Regions from separate parts of the Homo sapiens genome. Here region 2 is linked to region 1. A link is a loop called in an ENCODE intact Hi-C map of the cell type or tissue named here. Cell type or tissue: Calu3. All regions are shown on one strand. Links, peaks and the distances in the headings refer to the core of each region. The heading gives the core; the rest is flanking DNA.

Region 1 (9,983 bases), core at 591-8,590:
ATTCATCATTTTAACTATTTTAAAGTGTACATTTCAGTGGTGCTTAATACACTCACAATGTTGTGCTACCATCAGCAGTATCCCATTCTAGAACATGTTCATCACATTTAAAGGACACCCGTACACATTAAGCAGTCATCCCCCATTTCCTCCTCCCCTCGTTCCCTGAAAGCCATTCATCTCCTTTCTGTCTTTCTGGATTTACCTATTCTGGCCATTCCATATAAATGGAATCATACCATATGGAATCTTTTATGTCTAGCTTCTTTCACTTAGCATAATATTTTTATAGATTTATCCACATCATAGCACGTATCAGTATTTCCTCACTTTTTATGTCTGAATAATATTCCATTATGGATAGAACACATTTTGTGTATCCATTCATCAGCTGTGCACATTTAGGGTGTTTCCACCTTTTGGCCATTACAGCAATTACAATGTACTGCTAAGAACATTTGTGTACAAGTGTTTGTTACCAATTCCTTTGGGATACACAGCTAGGAGTGGAAATGCAGGGTAATTCTATGTTAAACTATTTGGGGAACCACCACATTGTTTTCCACAGCAACTGCACCATCTTACATACCCACCAGGAGTGTACAAAGCTTCCAATTTTTCCACATTTTCACCAATACCTGTTATTCCCCCGGCCCCAAAATTATAGCCATCCTGGTGGGTGTGAAAAGGTACCTCACTGTGGTTTTGATTTTATGTCCCTAATAATTAATGATGTTGTACAACTTTTCCTGTGCTTATTGGCCACTTGAATATTTTCTTTGGAGAAATGTCTATTTAAGTACTTTGCCAATTTTTAAGTTGGATTATTTGGGTATTTTGTTGTTGAGTGGTGAGAGTTCTTCCTCTATCCTGGATACTAGATGTTTATCAGCTATATGCTTTGCAAATATTTTCTCCTGTTCTGTGGGTTGCCTTTTCACTCTCTTGATAGTGTTCTTTGCTGTATATACGTTTTTAATTTTAGTGAAGTCCATGTTATTTTTTCTTTTGTTGCCTGCACTTTTGTTGTCATAGCTAGAAAACCACTGCCAAATTCAAGGTCATGAAGATTTACCATTATGTTTCCTTCTAAGAGTTTTATAGTTTCAGCTCTTATATTTACAATTTTAATCAATCTTAAGTTAATTTTTGTATATGGTGTGAGGTAAGGATCCAATTTCATTCTTTTTTATGGATATCCAATAGTTCCAGCACCATCTTTGAAGAGACTGGCCTTTCCCCACTGAGCAATCTTGGCATTCTTGTCCAAAATCAACAGGCCATATATCTGAGGGCTTAATTCTGGACTCTTAATCTATTTCGTTTTCTATATGTCTGCTTTGTCTCAATCCATTCCATTGTCTATATGTCTATATTCCATTCTGTAAGTCTGTCCTTATGCCAGTATCACAACCTTTTGATTGCTGTAGCTTTGTAGTAAGTTTTGGAAATCAGGAAGTGTGAGTCCGTCAATTTATCCTTTTTTTCTTTTCAAGATTGTCTTGGCTGTTTGCGGTCCCTTGCAATTCCATAGCAATTTGGGAATCAACTTTTCCATTTCTACAGTAAAGCCCATTGGAATTTTGATAGAGATCGCATCAAGACTGTATTTTGCTTTGGGTGGTATTGCATCTTAACAATATTAAGTCTTCCAGTCCATAAACATGAGCTGAGTTTCCATGTATTTAGGTCTTCTTTAATTTCTTTCAGCAATGCATTGTAAGTTTCAGTGTACCAGTCTTTCATCTCCTTAGTTAAATTTATTCCTATGAATTTTATTCTTAAGGATGCTATTGTAAGTGGAATTGTTTTCTTAAGTTTCTTTTTGGATTGCTCGTTGCCAGCATATAGAAATACAACTAATTTTTGTGTGTTGGCCTTGCACTCCACAACATTGCTCAATTCCTCTGTTAGGGCTAATAGTTTTTCAGCAGATTTTTTCCTATATAAGATCATGTCATCTGTGAATACTTTTATTTCTTCTCTTCCGATATGATGCCTTTTATTTCTTTTTCTTGCCTAATTTATCTGGCTAGAATCCCAGTACTATGCTGAACAGAAGTGGTGAAAATTGGGCATCCCGTCCTGTTCCTCTGTTGGGGTAAATGCTTTCAGCCTTCCATCATTGAGGGTTTTTCACAAATGTGCTTTTTCATGTTGAAGAAGTTTCCTCTGTTTCAAGTTTGTTGAAGGTTTTTAATCATGAAAAGATGCTGCCTTTTGTTAAATGCTTTTTCTGCATCAATTAGGATGATCATCTGGCTTTCTCCCTTCATTCCTGTAATGCAGTGGATTACATTGATTGATTGGGCAGCTTTGATTTTCCAAGATAAGCTGTAAATCTGCATTCTGATGGGAAATCTTACTTTTAAAAATGTGTGCACAGGCCCGGTGGCTCATGCCTGTAATCTAAGTGCTTTGAGAGGCTGAGGCAGGAGGATTGCTTCAGGCCAGGAGTTTGAGATCAGTGTGGGCAATACTGCAAGACCCTGTCTCTGCAAAAATTAAAAAAAAAATTAGCCAGGCATGGTGGCATATGCCTGTAGTCCCAGCTACTATGAAGGCCGAGGCAGAAGGATTGCTTAAGCCCAAGAGTTTGAGGCTGCAGTGAGCTATGATCACGTCACTGCACTCCAGCCTGGGCAACAGAGTGAGACCTCATATCTAAAAAACAAAACAAAACAAAAAAACTGTATGTACATAAAAAAAAAATGCATAGGCCAAATGAAACTCAGCTAACAGACAAACTGGCTCTGGCCCACCAGTTTGAAATCGCTAATCAAGGGACTTAATAGTCCTCCCTCCCTTTGACTCAGGAATTCCACTTCCAGGGATTCATCCAGAAGAAATAATCCAAAATGTGGGCAAAATTTGACACCTGCACTTGAGTATTACCTTTAATTGCCAAAGCTAGAAAGTCCCTGAACACCCAAAAATAGGGGACACAAAAATGTCACAGTCAGCCTACTAGAGTGAATGTTTTGCAGCCACTTAGAATGGCTTTCATGAAGACTATGAAATGTCATCAATAGATACAGGTGATATCATTTTAATGAAGGTTGTTCAATATCACCACAATTGTCATCTACTATGAACATAAACTTTTTTTGTGACAAAAAGAAGAGGGGTTCCCCAAGGCCTCCTCTCTGGCTGGGGTAGTGTGGCTCAACAATAGGTCATCTCCCCACTGCCCGCCTTTCCTCTTTTTCCAAATGTGGAATGATGTCCTGATATAACGTTTCTTGGCACTTCCCACATTTGATTCGCATTTTAAGCACTTGACTCTCAGGAGCACATCTCCACACACCAGTTTCCCTTTGGCTGGCTGCGTGCTGGTCCACAGCCATTTGCCCTGCTGGTCCCACATAGGAAGTGCTTTGGGCAGAAATCCACCCCCTGTCCCACCCATCCCTGTTTTTCATAAGCACTTGAATCAAAACAATCTTTTTGTTATTGTTGTTGTTGTTGTTTTCAGACAGAGTTTCGCTCTTGTTGCCCAGACTGGAGTGCAGTGGCGCAATCTCAGCTCACTGCAACCTCCGCCTCCCAGATTCAAGCGATTGTCCCGCCTCAGCCTCCCGAGTAGCTGGGATTACAGGCATGCGCCACCACGCCCGGCTAATTTTTGTGTTTTTAGTAGAGACAGGGTTTCTCCATGTTGATCAGGCTGGCCTCGAACCCCCAACCTCAGGTGATCCGCCCGCCTCGGCCTCCCAAAGTGCTGGGATTACGGGTGTGAGCCACTGCGCCCGGCTGAATCAAAACAGTCTTGAACATCGTTTCTCACATTGCTGGCTGGCAGGGAGGCACCTGTCTCCAAGAATTCAACACCATGGACAACGGGATTCACTGGGCTGCCATTCTGACCGTTGCAACCGCAACCCTTTCTCTAAGCAGCTGGGATCACAGCCTCTTCCATTCTTCCTTCTTGTATATCATGTCATGGAGCAGATGCTACACACAGAAACCCAACAGTTCTTTCCAGGCTTCAACCTGTAAAACCCGACTCCACTCTGAGTATTCCAGGCCCACACATCAATGACAGTGCCTTGAAAACAGATTTAAAAAAGAAAGGGCCCCTAACCCCGCTCAGCCTCCCCGAGGAGTTGCCGCTCAGCTGCGTGCTGTGAGGTAGATGTAGAGAGAAAATGCTTCACAACCAGCAAGCCGGGTGCGGTGTGGTGCAGGCCCATCCAGCCGCCCACAGCGCCCTGCTGGGCTCAGAGGACAGGGGACGCTGCAAGGGGTGGGGCAGGGCTGCGTGGAGGGGGCCCTGTTTGAGCTGAGCCTCTGTGCTGAGTTCAGTAGTGACCTCCCCAAAAGTCATGTCCACCCAGCACCTGTGAAGGTGACGTGATTTGGAAATAGAGTCTTCTCAGCTGTGATCAAGGGAAGATGAGGTCTTGCTGGATTAGGGAGGGCCCTAACCAATGACTGGTATCTTTATAAGGCAGGGGACATTTGCACAGAGACACAGGAAGGAAGGCCACGTGAAGACGGAGGCAGAGGTTGCATCCAGAGCCCAGGAACACCTAGGGCTGCCAGCCACCAGCAGAAGCCAGGGAAGGGGCCAGGAGGGGCAGAACCTGCCGATCCCTCGATCCTGGACTGTGGCCTCTAGAACCCTGACGGGATAAACTTCTGTTGTGTTAAACCCCATTTGTGACACTGTGTGATGGCTGCCACAGGACCCTGGCAGCTTGAAGAAGGCCTTATCTAAAGGCCCCTCAGCACCTATGGGTGGTCGGCCACTCCTCCTGGGTGACAGCCCTCCTGGGTGACAGCCCTGGTGACAACCCTCTTGGGTGACAGCCCTGGGTGAAAGCCCTGCTGGGTGACAGCCCTCCTGCGTGACAGCCCTCCTGGGTGATGCCCCTCACTGCCCCTTAGTGGCTGACTGGCATGCAACAAGGCACCAGGCGCTGGCACCTCCCTATGGTCACCAGCATGTGGCACCCCTGACCTAGGTGCTGGGCACACTGCACCCCAGGTTCCTGGTCGGACTGGGAGGAGCTAGTTTGGGCGGGGTGGAGCCCTGGGCCGCCAACCCTGGACCAAAGGCAGATGGTGAGCATGGGTGGACCCGGCTTCTTTACCTTCCCGAGGCCTTGGGTGAGGGGCTGGCTGCCTGCCCTGTGCAGAGGACTTTGTCCTTGGAGCAGGTGGGTGCAATGAATTTCAGGGCTCTGACCCAGGGACAGAGGGGCACAGAGGGGTAAAGGGTCCCTCACTCTCGCCCAGCCCCTAGTCACAATCTGGGAAAATTTCCAGAGGCTGTGTGGGGTGGCGTTTTTCAAACCAGTCCAGTGGCTCAAAAGCAGTCCAGCCTCCCCTCTGACTCTCAGAGGCTGGTTCTGAGACCCCGCTCCCATGCAGGCTGACATGAGAGGGAGTGTCTATCCCAAGGGGGGCAGGAGCAGCCTTCCCGTCTGAGGATCCGCTGGGGTGGGTGGGCTTTGTCCTCCTCCTGACAGAGGGAAATGCTGGCTTCTTGAAGGACCATTCCTTAGGGTGGGGTGGGGTGGCATGGGGATGGGAATGGTGGAAAGAGCACAGATCAGGAGGGAGACCCAGAGTCCAGCCCCCTCTGCTGCTCACCTGCTGGGCTCCTCCCTCCTCTGGCCGAGCCTTGGTTTTCTCAGTTGTAAAATGGGCCTGACTCTGTCCCTGTCTTTCATGGATGGGGCATCAGCTGACCCGACAACATACAGGAAAAGCTCTGCAGAGAAACCTCTCTGAGTGCTTTTGGTTTTCAGTCTGGGGTTTTGTTTTATGTATGGTAAAATGCATATAACATAAAAGTTACCATTTTAGGCCAGACGCAGTGGCTCACGCCTATAATCCCAGCACTTTGGGAGGCCAAGGCGGGTGGATCACGAGGTCAGGAGATCGAGACCATCCTGGCTAACACGGTGAAACCCTGTCTCTGCTAAAAATACAAAAAAAAAATAGCTGGGTGTGGTGGCGGGCGCCTGTAGTCCCAGCTACTTGGGAGGCTGAGGCAGGAGAATGGCGTGAACCTGGGAGGCGGAGCTTGCAGTGAGCCGAGATCGCGCCACTGCACTCCAGCCTGAGCGACAGAGCGAGACTCAGTCTCAAAAAAAAAAAACAAAGTTACCATTTTAACTATTGTTAAGTATCTAGTTCAGTGTCATTAAGTACATTCACATTGTGACACAACCATCCCCATCGTCCATATCCAGAACCTTTCATCTTATAGAAATGAAACTGTCCCCATGAAACGCTGACTTCCCTTCCCCCTTCCCCAGCCCCTGGCAACCCCCATTCTACTTTCTGTCTCTAGAGATCTAACTACTCTAGTGCCTCACCTACATGGAATCATACACGATTTGTCTTTGTGTGACTGGCTTATTTAGCTTAGCATAATGTTCTCAAGCCCCATCCATGTGGTGGCCTGTGTCCAAACTTCCTTCCTTTTGAAAGCTGAATAACATTCCACTGTGCAGATGTCCCATAGTGTGCTTCTCCATTCATCCGTGGAGGGACATCCATGGAAGGGACACCACTTCCACATTTCAGCTATTGGGAATAAGGCTGCTGTCAACACGGGTGTGCACGCATCTCTTTGAGACCTGCTCTCTATTCTTTTCGGTATGTTCCCGGAAGTGGGATGCCTGGATCATGTGGTAATTCTGTGTGTGTGTGTGTGTGTGTGTGTGTGTGTGTGTGTCTGTGTGTGTGTCTGTGTGTGTGTGGAATCTCCTTCCTGTTTTCCTTAACAGCTGCACCAGTTGACATTCCCACCAACAATATGCAAGCATTGCAGTTTCTCCACATCCTTGACAGCATTTGTTATTATTATTTTTTTAGAGTGGCCATCACAATGGGTATGGGTGATATCTCCAGGTGTTTGAGCAGCTAGGATTTGATGCAGGCATCCAGCACTTACAAAATCCCTGGGTGAGTTGGAGGAGAGGTCTTGGGTTGCCCCTGCCCCATGGCTCCCAGAGCCCAGCAGAACCAAGCTGCCCAGGAGGTAGGAATCAGGGATGCCACTGAAGCACCACTGACTTCGTGGGGTGCAGGGACCTGGGATCAGGGCCACTGGGCAGCTCAAGACCAGACACTGGAACATTGCTTTAGACACTTCCACGTGCCTGTGACCCTGCTGGGTGGCAGAACACAGCCCAGAGCTGCCAAAAGATGTCCCCCACCCCCGCCTCCTTGATCTCACCTGGGCGTGTTACTAGTGGATCCTAACCCTGGAAGCCATTGCAAGGGAACCTGGAAATGTAGCCTTCAGCTTCCCAGTCCCTGCTGGTCAGGAAGGCACAGGAGGAGGAGGTGGAAATGAGTGTGGAGGGCCACATATCAGGCCAAAGCAGCAGGCACTCAGAACACAGCGGCCTAGAAGCAGGGTACAGGAAGGGATGCCCCTCAGCCACACCAGCCTTCAGGGCCCCAGGCAGGCTCCCTCCTGCCAAAGGTCTTTGTGTATGTTGTTCCTGCCTTATCAAGTGTTCCTCCCTATCCTCTCTGCCTCCACATAGCAAGGTAACTTCCACTCAGCCAAAAACTATCACTGTCCAGCACAGCCCAAATATCCATAAACAGAAAACATCAACAAATGACAGTATATTCATACAATGAAATACTATACAGCAATGAAAAAGAATCACCGACGACCACATACAACAATATGGGAGGATCTCACAGATGTCATTGTTGAGTGAAGAAGCCGGACTCAAAAGAGCACCATTCACAAACCTCCATTACTAGGAAGCTCAAAAAGAAGCAGAATTAATCTATGGCACAAGGGTAGAGAAGAATGGTTACTTCTCGGGGGGTGGGGGGAGTGTTGGATGGGAGGGGACAAAGGAGCCCTCTAGGGGCTGGGCACGAACTTGGTCTTCTCCAGTTTGGTCTGGGGGCTGAGCCTGAGGCACCCATGGGTAAAACTTCATCAAGCTGAACACTTAAACTGTGCACTCTTCCTATGATGAAAAAGTAAAAATAAAACAGACCCCTTTCTCTGAGAAGCCTTTTCCCAGACTAGAGCACCTTCCCCAGGATGAGCTGCCAGGGTTCTGTGCACCCCTCCTGCCAGGCTATTGTCGTGCTGTGACGGTCTGTTTCCCTGTGGGATGGTGAGGTGGTCTGCTCCCCCAGACAGTAAGCTCCATGCAGGAAGTCTCTCTGTCTTTCCAGGGCCTGTATGTCCAGTGCTCAGATCTTAAGCATCTGCTGCAAGCGTGGGTGACCCCCATCGTGGAACAAGCCCACTCTCTGGCAACAGCAATGTGAACCTTCTGCTTGTAATGTAAATGTGAAACCCAGGGCCAGTAAGAGATTCCTCAGATTTGCTGTGCAGCCATGGAAGGCAGGTTTTTCAAACAGAAACTCTTCTTCCTAAAAATATTCGATGTTCAAATCTTTTCTCTGCAAAAAAGACGGAGGAGGAAGAAGTGAAGTTGCTGTGCGTGAGCCCACCTGGAGGGCAGCAGCCCAGGAAGGGCCAAGGGACTGACAGCGACAGCTCAAGCATTGCAGCACCTGGGCCTCCTGCTCTCCCAAGCCAGCAGGATTTTCACTGACTCCCAGATGGCAGAGCCAAGCCAGTGAGAGACAGATGTTGGCTCAAGTGGTTTTGAGAGCTGATGAGTTCCCTGTCCCTGGAAGTGTGCAAGTAGAGACTAAAGGACCACTCCTGAGAAATATTGTGAGACAAGCAGGGGTTGGGACTGGAAGGATGGCCCTTGGAGGACCTCAGAGACCCAGGCCTCTTGTGTCTGTGTCCTTTTGGAACTCTTGGTCTTCGCCGAGGGAGGGATGCCCTCCAGGCTGCCTGGGACCACATAAGGTCTTGGGAGACAGGAGCAGCAGTAGCAGCTTCGTGTATGAAGGTGCTCCCAGTGCTGGGCACTGTAGGGAGGGCTATCCTACCACATCCTCTCAGCGAAGGGCTTTTGTAGAGTATGGTTAAGAATGCAGATCTGCAGTGGGTCACGCCTGCAATCCCAGCACTTGGGGAGGCTGAGACAGGAGGATGGCTTGAGCCCGGGAGTTCGAGGCTGCCTACCCCCTGCACCCCAGCCTGAATGACAGAGCGAAGAGAAATCCTGTTGTCTCTTTATTTGAAAAAAATTTTTAAGTAGGTTCTGGAGCCGGAATGTTGCAGAGAACCAGGCGCCGGCGCCTCCCAATGGTCACCAGCAGGTGGCGCCGCTGACCTAGGTGCTGGGCCCCTCGGCACCCCTCGTTCTGGGTGGCGCTGGGAGGAGCCAGTTTGGGCGGAGAGGAGCCCTGGGCCGCCTACCCTGGACTGAAGTCAGGTGTTGAGCACGGGTGGACCCGGCTTCTTTACCTTCCTGAGGCCTTGGTCGAGGGGCTGGCTGCCCGCCCTGTGCAGAGGACTTTGTCCCTGGGGTGGGTGGGTGCAATAAATGTCAGGGCTCTGACCCAGGGACAGAGGGGCACAGAGGGTAAAGGGTCCCTCACTCTCCCCTGGCAGCGGCCGCTTGTCACAGTCTAGGAAAATATCCAGAGACTGTGCCGGGTGGGGGGTTTTGCAAACCAGTCCAGTGGGTCGAAACCAGTCCAGCCGCCCCACTGAACAGATTCTGCAGTGGGTCACACCTGCAATCCCAGCGCTTGGAGAGGCTGAGGCAGGAGGATGGCTTGAGCCCAGGAGTTCGAGGCTGCCTGCCCCCTGCACCCCAGCCTGAATGACAGAGCCAAGCAAGACCCTGTTGTCTCTTTATTTAAAAAAAAAAAAAAAATTATTTTTTGTTTGAGACAGATTCTCGCTCTGTTGCCCAGGCTGGAGTACAGTGGCGCGATCTCGGCTCACTGCAAGCTCCGCCTCCCAGGTTCACGCCATTCTCCTGCCTCAGCCTCCCGAGTAGATGGGGAAAAAAAAAAAACTTTTTTAAGGTAGGTTCTGGAGCCCGACTGTCTGGCCCAACTCCAGCTTTGCCACTGTCTCGGGCAGGGCTCAGAATCAGACCCCAGAACAAGGATTC
Region 2 (9,983 bases), core at 1,095-9,094, 320 kb after region 1:
TGTTAATTTCTGTTTTACTTTAGCCATCCTTGTGGGTGTGAAGTGATTTTGTGAATTTTGGGTTGCATTTCTCTGATGGCTAATGATGCTCAAGCATCTTTTTTTTTTTTTTTTTTTTGAGACAGAGTTTTTGAGACAGAGTTGCTGACCTTGGGTCAGCAATGGCTTCTTCATATGACACAAAAATGCAAGTGACAAAAGAGAAATACACAAAAATTGGACTACGCCAAAAGTAAAAACTTTTGTGGTTTTTGTTTTTTTTTTTGAGACGGAGTCTCACTCTTTTGCCCAGGCTGGAGTGCAGTGGCACAATCTTGGCTCACTGCAACCTCTGCCTCCTGGGTTCATGCCATTCTCCTGCCTCAGCCTCCCGAGTAGCTGGGACTACAGGCACCCACCACCACACCTGGCTAATTTTTTGTATTTTTAGTAGAGACGGGGCTTCACCATGTTAGCCAGGATGGTCTTGATCTCCTGACCTCGTGATCCACCCTCCTCAGCCTCCCAAAGTGCTGGGATTACAGGCGTGAGCCACCTCGCCCGGCCTAACTTTTGTGTTTCTAAGGACAAAATTAAGAAATTGAAATGAAAGTCTACAGAATGAGGGAATATATTTATAAATCATGTATCTGATAAGAGACTTGTATCTAGAATATATAAAGAACTCTTCCAAGTTAACAATGAAAAAAAGCCAGGCACAGTGGCTCATGCCTGTAATCTCAGCAGAAAGCCAAGGCAGGAGGATCACTTGAGGCCAGCAGTTCAAGACCAGCTGGGGCAACATAGTGAGACCCTGTCTCTACAAAAAATACAAAAATGTAGTGTTATACCCAAAAGTAAGTTATCCTGTGCCTGACCTTGTCCAAAAGCTAACAGTAAAAAAAGACAAACCAATTGAAAACCTCAACAAAGGATTGAATGAACATTTCTTTAAAGAAAATTTAGAATGTCCAATAAGCACATAAAAAGATGCTTGAGGCCAGGTGTGGTGGCTTAGGCCTGTAATCTCAGCACTTGGCAGGCCGAGGCAGGCAGATCACTTGAGCTCAGGAATTTGAGCCCAGTCTGGCCAACATGGGGAGACCCTGCCTCCACTAAAAATACAACAAAAATAGCCAGGCATAGTGGTGCGTGCCTGTGATCCCAGCTACTTGGGAGGCTGAAGTGGGAGGATCACTTGAACCTCAGGGGGGTGGAGAGAGTGGGGGGAGGGGGAGGGTTTGCAGTGAGCCAAGTTCACACCACTGCACTCCAGCCTAGGTGACAAGAGCGAGACCCTGTCTAAAAAGAAAAAGATTCGGCTGAGCACAGTGGCTCACGCCTCTTATCCCAGCACTTTGGGAGGCCAAGGCAGGTGGATCACCTGAGGTCAGGAGTTCAAGATCAGCCTGGCCAACATGGTGAAACCCCATCTCTACTAAAAATACAAAAAATACAAAGATTTGCCCCTGTGTTTTCTTTAAGAGTTTTAGTTTTGGGCCGGGCGCGGTGGCTCACGCTTGTAATCCCAGCACTTTGGGAGGCCGAGGCGGGTGGATCATGAGGTCAGGAGATCGAGACCATCCTGGCTAACACGGTGAAACCCTGTCTCTACTGAAAATACAAAAATAATTAGCTGGGTGTGGTGGTGGGCGCCTGTAGTCCCAGCTACTCAGGAGGCTGAGGCAGGAGAATCGCGTGAACCTGGGAGGCGGAGCTTGCAGTGAGCCAAGATTGCGCCACTGGACTCCAGCCTGGGCCGACAGAGTGAGACTCTGTCTCAAAAAAAAAAAAAGAGTTTTAGTTTTAGCTCTTCCATTTAGGCCTATGATCCATTTTGAGTTAATTTTTGTATATGGTGTGAGGTAGGGGGTCAAACTTCATTCTTTTGCATGTAGATATCTTGTTGTCCCAGTTTCATTTATTGAAAAGACTACTTTTTTCCCACTGTATTGTATTCACACTCTTGCTGAGAATTAATTGAGCATCAATATAAGGATTTATTTCTAGACTTAGATAACTTTTATTGGCCACATTTTTGCTTGAATTTAGCAACCTGAATGACAAATGTAAGGTATGATTTGGCCTTCATTGTGTCATATAAATGCCTCTAAAAATTGTCAACTTTTAAAGTTCTAATATGATAAATAGGTGTCAGAGAAACACAAAATACAGAGTTTGAGTTGAATCGTAGACCTTATTTGGTAGTAATTTATCTTTGGATGTGAGTCCAAGTCCTGCAGAGTAGTGAATTTTATTCTGGTTTATGGTATGAACTTGATGTATCGTGTTCCTGTAGCAGGAGTCTGAGAGGCAAAGAATATGTGTACAGCATTCACACTTAAGCTTTCAAAACCCTGCTCGTGGCCTGGATCAGCATGTGCTGACCTGCAGCCACATGACTGTGTCCTGGGGAGCTGCAGGGCACAGTGGTTTGGAGTGGGGTTCTGGACATTGGCTGCCCAGGCTCACATCCTCACTTCCCCAGAATCTCATTCCCAGATGTCAGGCAAGTTATTAAACTTTCTGGGTTTCAGTAAAATGGAGATAAGGAGAAAGTCCTCAGTATATGTGCCTGGCACATAGCAGGTGCTCAGCAAATGCTAGCTGCTGCTGTTGCCGCTCTGTAAGATTTAATAGGCATATCGCAAGAAAGGCATCCTTAAGCCACCACGGTATGGGAAACAATGGATTAGATTGGCTTCTTCACCATAGTACTTTTCAGAGCTTTTAAGTGCTTGTGTGCTTTGTGACACTGCATTGGGGTAGTAAGGGATGCAGCTTTCTTCAAAAGTATTCTAGCGGCCAGGCACGGTGGCTCACACCTGTAATCCCAGCACTTTGGGAGGCCAAGGTGGGCAGATCACCTGAGGTCAGGAGTTCGAGGCCAGCCTGAACAACATGGAGAAACCCCGTCTCTACTAAAAATACAAACAAATTAGCCAGGCATGGTGGTGCATGCCTGTAATCCCAGCTACTCGGGAGGCTGAGGCAGGAGAATTGCTTGCACCTGGGAGGTGGAGGCTGCGGTGAGCCAAGATTGCGCCATTGTACTCCAGCCTGGGCAACAAGAGTGAAACTCCATCTCAAAAAAAAAAAAAAAAAATGTATTCTAGCCTGGGTGGGGTTTGGTAGCTCATGCCTGTAATCCCATCACTTTGGGAGACTGAGGCAGGAGAATCACCTGAGCTCAGGAGTTTGAGACCAGCCTGGGCAACACAGCAAGCTCCTGTCTCTACTAAAAAAAAATAATAATAGTAATAAAAAGAAGCCAGGCATGCTGACCTGTCCCTATAGTCCTAGCTACTTGGGAAGCTGAGGCAGGAGGATCACTTGAGCCCAGGAGTTCAAGGCTGCAGTGAGCTATGATCACGCCATGTACTCCTGCCTGAGCAACAGAGCAAGACCCCGTCTCTTAAAAAAAGATATTCTAGGCCGGGTGCTGGCTCACACCTGTAATCCCAGCACTTTGGGAGGCTGAGGCGGGCGGATCACCTGAGGTCAGGAGTTCGAGACCGGCCTGACCAACATGGAGAAACCCTGTCTCTACTAAAAATAAAAAATTAGCTGGGTGTGGTGGGCGTGGTGGGGCATGCCTGTAATCCCAGCTACTCAGGAGGCTGAGGCAGGAGAATCGCTTGAACCCCTGGAGGCAGAGGTTGTGGTGAGCTGAGATTGCGCCATTGCACTCCAGCCTGGGTAAAAAGAGTGAAAATCTGTCTCAAAAAAAACACCAAAAACCAAAAAAGGTATTCTAGCCTGGAACATTTTTTCATAGCTTCTCGATTAATACCTTTGCAGAAATTCCCGTTTGGGAATGCAAATCTAGACCATACCCAGTGGTCCTTTATCTCCATTTGGCTCTTAAATTGGTAGAAGATTCCTATGGTCAGTTTGTGCCCAGTATCTAGACAAAGCGAAGGGACTCGTCAGTAACTGAGTGGATAACTGTGTATCTGGTGCTGAAGTGGGCACTGAGTACAAGAGATGTGGGCCCAGCAGCAGAGACCAAGGCTGATCAGTCACCCTCATGACTATTTATCCAGCATCTGCTGCATGCTCAGCCTCATCCCAGGGGCTGCGGGGACACAAATAGGTAAGAGAGTTCTTACCTTCAAAGAGTTCCCTGGTAAACAGACATTGGAACATAGATCTCAAAGTAATCGTGGCGTTGGGGCTCAGGCAGGCAGGCAGGAACTGCTGCTCCCCGGGAGGCCACGCCATTGTGCTGCCATCTTGAGGAATGAAAAGGAACCTGCCAGGTAGTGAAGGGCAAGGGGACTCCAGGTAGGAGGGGAACAGTTGAGCAGACGCCCAGGGGACTCTCCTGAGATGGCCTTTGTGGCACGTCCTGCCCTGTTCCAGCAGCTCTGCGCGTGAGATAGGGCTTCCCTGGGCAGAGCCTCAGGTTCTGAGGAGCTTGGTTTGGAATATCTTCAGGGGTGACCATTCTTTTTATTGTTCGGGAATATATGAATATATTCTTTTTTTTTTTGAGATGGAGTCTTGCTCTGTCGTCCAGGCTGGAGTGCAGTGGTGCGATCTCGGCTCACTACAACCTCCGCCTCCCGGGTTCAAGTGATTCTCCTGCCTCAGCCTCTGGAGTACCTGGGATTACGGGCGCCCGCCACCACGCCCGGCTAATTTTTTGTATTTTTAGTAAAGACGGGGTTTCACCACGTTGGTCAGGCTGGTGTTTAACTCCTGACCTCAGGTGGTCCACCCACCTCGGCTTCCCAAAGTGCTAGGATTACAGGCGTGAGCCATCGTGCCCGGCCGAATATATTCTTATAAAAGACTCCAATAGCATGAGCGTGTGTGAAAATGTGTCAGTTGACCTCTCTCCCTGCATATACCCACCTTGGCCCACTCTTCTTGCTCTAGTTAAGAATTTGGTGTGTATGCTTCCAGACCTTTTGAAGTGCACCCCCCTACATATTTAAATATAGATTTACAAATTGATATGCTCCACCCAGCAGTCAGAGTGATATTTTTTAAACCAAATTCAGATGATGTTAGCCCCACTGAAAGCCCTCTGCTGGCTTCATCTTGTGGTAAAATCCCGCTGTCCCTTGGCCAGGCTGGGAAGGCTGTCTGCCATCTGACCCTGCCTTCCTTTCCAACCTCTGTCTTCCTCTGCTCCTGTCACGCTGGCTTCTTTCCTGCCCCTTGGATGTGCCACACGTGTTTCTGGTCTTAGGACCTTTGTTCTTGTTGCATCTTCCTGGAATGTTTCTGCCCTAGTTCTTTACACAGCTAGATTGTTTTTCTCTTTCAAACTGAGAACCGTGCATGTTGCCTCCTCACAGAGGCCTTCCCTGACCACTGCAGCTGAGGTCTCTGCCCTCCCCTCCTGGTCGTTCTGTCCCATGACCCTGAGTGTGTACTCTAAGCTGAAATTGCATGTCTGTGTCTGTCCCTTCCTCTTTTGAGTGTCAGCTCCCTGAGGTCAGGGATTGTCTTGGTTCTGGCTCTATTCTTAGTTCCCAGAATGATGCCTGGCACATCACACACTCAAAATATTTGCCAAATGAATAACTTCATGTGCATAATCCCACAGTAATTGTTGATTTAAAAAAAAATTTTTTTTTAACAATTTTGGAGGAAACCACTCATTTAGAAGGATAAGAACTTAAACCTGATTTTAACATGGTGCTCACTGTCGTGAAGCCTAGAGTAAGAGGCAGTTTATTCATGGGTTCATTAAACAGATACATTTTACGACTTAATATGCACCCAGTACTGTGCTAGCACTGGGGATATATATGTAAATAACACACCTAAGGTCTCCAGTTTCAGGGCAGGTCTCACAGCAGGGAAGATGACAACATATAAACTAAAATGATTTCCAACTGTGATAAGCTTAGTGAAGGAACTAAACAAGGGGCTGTGCTGCAGAGGAAACAGGGAAGGGGCTGCTTTGGGTAGAATGGGAAGCTGGCTCTAGGGAGCTGAGAATTGACATCAGACCTGAAGAGTAAGAATGAATGGGCCAGTGAAGAGTCGGGACAGGCCTTGCAGGCCAGGAGAGGAGCAGGTGCCAATGCCTGAGCCGGGCCAGGCCTTTGTTTGTCTGAGTAACATAAAGGAACTGGACAGCTGGCACTGGAACTTAGGAAGCATGTTGGGGGTGGCAGGGGTGGGTGGAGGGTGAAGTTGAAGAGAGATTGATGTGATCTAACTTAGGGTTTTTTTGTTTTTTTTTTTTTTTTTTTTTTGAGACAGCCTCGCTCCATCACCCAGGCTAGAGTGCAGCGGTGTGATCCCAGCTCACTGCAAGCTCCGCCTCCCGGGTTCATGCTGTTCTGCCTCAGCCTCCCAAGTAGCTGGGACTACAGGCATCTGCCACCACGCCCGGCTAATTTTTTTTTGTATTTTTTAGTAGAGATGGCGTTTCACTGTGTTAGCCAGAATGGTCTCGATCTCCTGACCTTGTGATCAGCCCGCCTTGGCCTCCCAAAGTGCTGGGATTACAGGCATGAGCCACCATGCCCGGCCTTTTTTTTTTTTTTAAATGAGACAGAATCTCACTCTGTCCCCCAGGCTGTAGTGTAGTGGTGCCATCTTGGCTCCCTACTACAACCTGTATCTCCCGGGTAAAAGCAATTATCCTGTTTCAGCCTCCCAAGTAGCTGGGACTACAGGTGTTCGCCAACATGCCTGGCTAATTTCTGTGTTTTTAGTGAAGACAGGTTTTCACCATGTTGGCCAGGCTGGTCTTAACCTCTTAACCGCTTGACTTCCTGACACCTTGGCCTCCCAAAGTGCTGGAATTACATGCGTGAGCCACCGTGCCCAGCTGTAACTTAGGTTTTTATTTATTTATTTATTTATTCGAGACAGAGTTTCACTCTTGTCATCCAGGCTGGAGTGCAATGGCATGATCTTGGCTCGCTGCAACCTTTGCCTCCCGGGTTCAAGTGATTCTCCTGCCTCAGCCTCCTGAGTAGCTGGGATTACAGGCGCCCGCCACCACACCTGGCTAATTTTTGTATTTTTATTAGAGATGGGGTTTCACCATGTTGGCCAGGCTGGTCTGGAACTCCTAACCTTGGGTGATCAGCTCTCCTCGGCCTCCCGAAGTGCTGGGATTACAGAAGTGAGCCACCGTGCCCAGCCATAACTTAGGGTTTTGTTTTTTGTTTTGTTTTGTTTTGTTTTGTTTTTGTTTTTTTTTGAGATGGAGTCTCGCTCTGTTGCCCAGGCTGGAATGCAGTGGCGCAATCTCAGCTCACTGCAACCTCTGCCTCCCGGGTTAAGCGATTCTCCTGCCTCAGCCTCCAGAGTAGCTGGGACTATAGGCACATGCTACCACGCCTGGCTAATTTTTTGTATTTTTAGTAGAGACAGCATTTCACCCTGTTAGCCTGGATGGTCTCGATCTCCTGACCTCATGATCCACCCGCCTCGGCCTCCCAAAGTGCTGGGATTACAGGCATGAGCCACCGTGCCTGGCCATAACTTAGGTTTTTTGTTTTTTGTTTTTGTTTTTGTTTTTGTTTTTTTTTTTTGAGACAGAGTCTCGCTCTGTCGCCCAGGCTGGAGTGCTGTGGCATGATCTCGGCTCACTGCAAGCTCTGCCTCCTGGGTTCATGCCATTCTCCTGCCTCAGCCTCCCGAGTAGCTGAGACTACAGGTGCCTGCCACCATGCCCCGCTAATTTTTTGTATTTTTAGTAGAGACAGGGTTTCACCGTATTAGCCAGGTTAGTCTCGATCTCCTGACCTGGTGATCTGCCCACCTCGGCCTCCCAAAGTGCTGGGATTACAGGCGTGAGCCACTGCTCCCGGCCAATTTAGGTTTTTAAAATGTGGATTTGGGGCAATGAATTTGGATAGACATTTTTCCAATGAAGATATACAGATGGCCAGTAACTACCTGAAAACATCATCAGTCATTAGGGAAATGCAAGTCAAAACCACAAGGAGGAGCTGGGTGAGTGGCGCTCACCTGTGCTCCCAGCTACTCAGAAGGCTGAGAAGGGCAACAGAAGGCCGGAAGGCCAGCCTGGGCAACATAGAGTGAGACAGTCTCTAAAAAAACCACAATTCACATTGTGGGTGTGAATATAAAACAGTGCAGCCAGTGTGGAAAAACACCTTGAAAAACATTTCCTCCAAATGTTAGGCCGGGCATGGTGGCTCACGCCTGTTATCCCAGCACTTTGGAAGGCCATGGAGGGCGAATCACCTGAGGTCAAGAGTTTGAGACCAGCCTGGCCAACATGATGAAATCCTGTCTACTAAAAATACAAAAATTAGCTAGGCATGGTGGCAGGCACCTGTAATCCCAGCTCTTGGGAGACTGAGGCAGGAGAATCGCTTGAACCCAGGAGGTGGAGGTTGCAGTGAGCTGAGATCATGCCACTGGACTCCAGCCTAGGTGACAGAGTGAGACTCCATGATCAAAAAAAAAAAAAAAAAAAAAGTTAGACATAGACTCACTGTATGAGCCAGCAATTCAACTCATAGGTGTATATCCACGGAATTGAAAACAGGTATTCAAACAAATACTAGTACCCGAATGTCCCAGCAACACTATTCACAGCAACCCCAAGTATCCACTAAGTGATGGATGGATATTTAAAATGTGACGTAGCCACACAATGGAATATGTTTCAGCTATAAAAAGGAATGACTGCCGGGCATGGTGGCTCATGCCTGTAATCCCAGCACTTTGGGAGGCTGAGGGGGACAGATTGCCTGAGCTCAGGAGTTTGAAACCAGCCAGTGCCACACGGCGAAACCCCGTCTCTACTAAAAATACAAAAAGAATTAGCCAGGCTTGGTGGCAGGCACCTGTAATCCCAGCTACTTGGGAGGCTGACCCAGGAGAATCACTTGAACTGGGGAAACGGGAGGTTGCAGTGAGTCTAGATCGTGCCACTGAACTCCAGCCTGGGTAACAAAGCGAGACTCTGTCTCAAAAAAAAAAAAAAAAAAAAAAAGTCTGGGCGCAGTGGCTCAAGTGTGTAATCCCAGCACTTTGGGAGGCTGAGGCGGGCGGATCATCTGAGGTCCGGAGTTTGAGACCAGCCTTACCAACATGGAGAAACTCTGTCTCTACTAAAAATACAAAATTAGCTGGACGTGGTGGCACATACCTGTAATCCCAGCTCCTCGGAAGGCTGAGGCAGGAGAATCCCTTGAACCTGGGGAGCGGAGGTTGCAGTGAGCCGAGATCACGCCATTGCACTCCAGCCTGGGCAACAAGAGCAGAACTCCGTCTCAAAAAAAAAAAAAAAAAAAAAAAAGGAATGACCTACCCATTCATGTGGCAACATGAATGAACCTTGAAAACATGATACTGAGTGAAAGAAGCCAGACACAGAAGGCCACGTATTGTAGGATTCTATTTATGTGAAATATTATGGGGCGGGCGTGGTGGCTCACCCCTGTAATCCCAGTGCTTTGGGAGGCCGAGGCACGTGGATCACCAGAGGTCAGGAGTTCGAGACCAGCCTGGGCAACATGGTGAAACCCCACCTCTACTAAAAATACAAAAATTAGCTGAGCGTGTTGGTGGGTGCCTGTAATCCCAGCTGCTTGCGGGGAGGCTGAGGTAGAAGAATTGCTTGAACCTGTGAGGCAGAGGTTGCAGTGAGCTGAGATTGAGCTACTGCACTCCAGCCTGGGCAAGAGTGAGACCTCGTCTTAGAAAAAAAAAAAAAAAAGTTTCTGAACAAGAGGCAAATCCTTAGAGCTAGGCAGCCCCTGGTTCCCCGGGCTGTGGGGAGGGGCTGTGGGAATGACTGCTTAATGGGAATGGGGCTTCTTTTTGGGGTGATGGAAGTGTCTTTAAATTCGATTGTGGTGATGGCTGTAAAACCCTGTAAATATACTAACATTTATTTAATTATACACTTAAAATAGGTGAATATTAGGATATATGAATTCTATCTCAGTAAAACTTTTAAGAAATGTTTACTCAAACATTTAAAAATTTAGGACAAACTATTGATACATTTATTTAACAATTAGGACACACTGTTGATACATTTATTT

Evidence for each region. A loop is a pair of places that touch in the nucleus more often than their neighbours do. Peaks named below come from ENCODE experiments on the same cell type or tissue, not always from the same donor. Only the 100,000 strongest peaks of a DNase experiment are listed, where the experiment ranks them.
Region 2: a loop joins it to region 1, with 10 times the contacts of the local background. A loop is called at or near these places in 59 of 110 quality-filtered maps.

The regions. Positions count from the first base shown.
Region 1 is chr17:16,992,785-17,002,767 of GRCh38, forward strand. No RefSeq gene overlaps it. Among named protein-coding and RNA genes, the nearest start is that of LINC02090, 9.4 kb to the left of the region's middle. RefSeq lists enhancers at 3,146-3,708, 4,754-4,803. In Calu3, for the core only: a CTCF peak has its summit at 4,897 (motif pointing left); a DNase peak (open chromatin) is centred at 4,957.
Region 2 is chr17:17,309,578-17,319,560 of GRCh38, forward strand. All of the region lies in intron 2 of NT5M (5',3'-nucleotidase, mitochondrial), which reads left to right. Among named protein-coding and RNA genes, the nearest start is that of NT5M, 11 kb to the left of the region's middle. In Calu3, for the core only: no CTCF peak of the experiment used is centred there; a DNase peak (open chromatin) is centred at 4,204.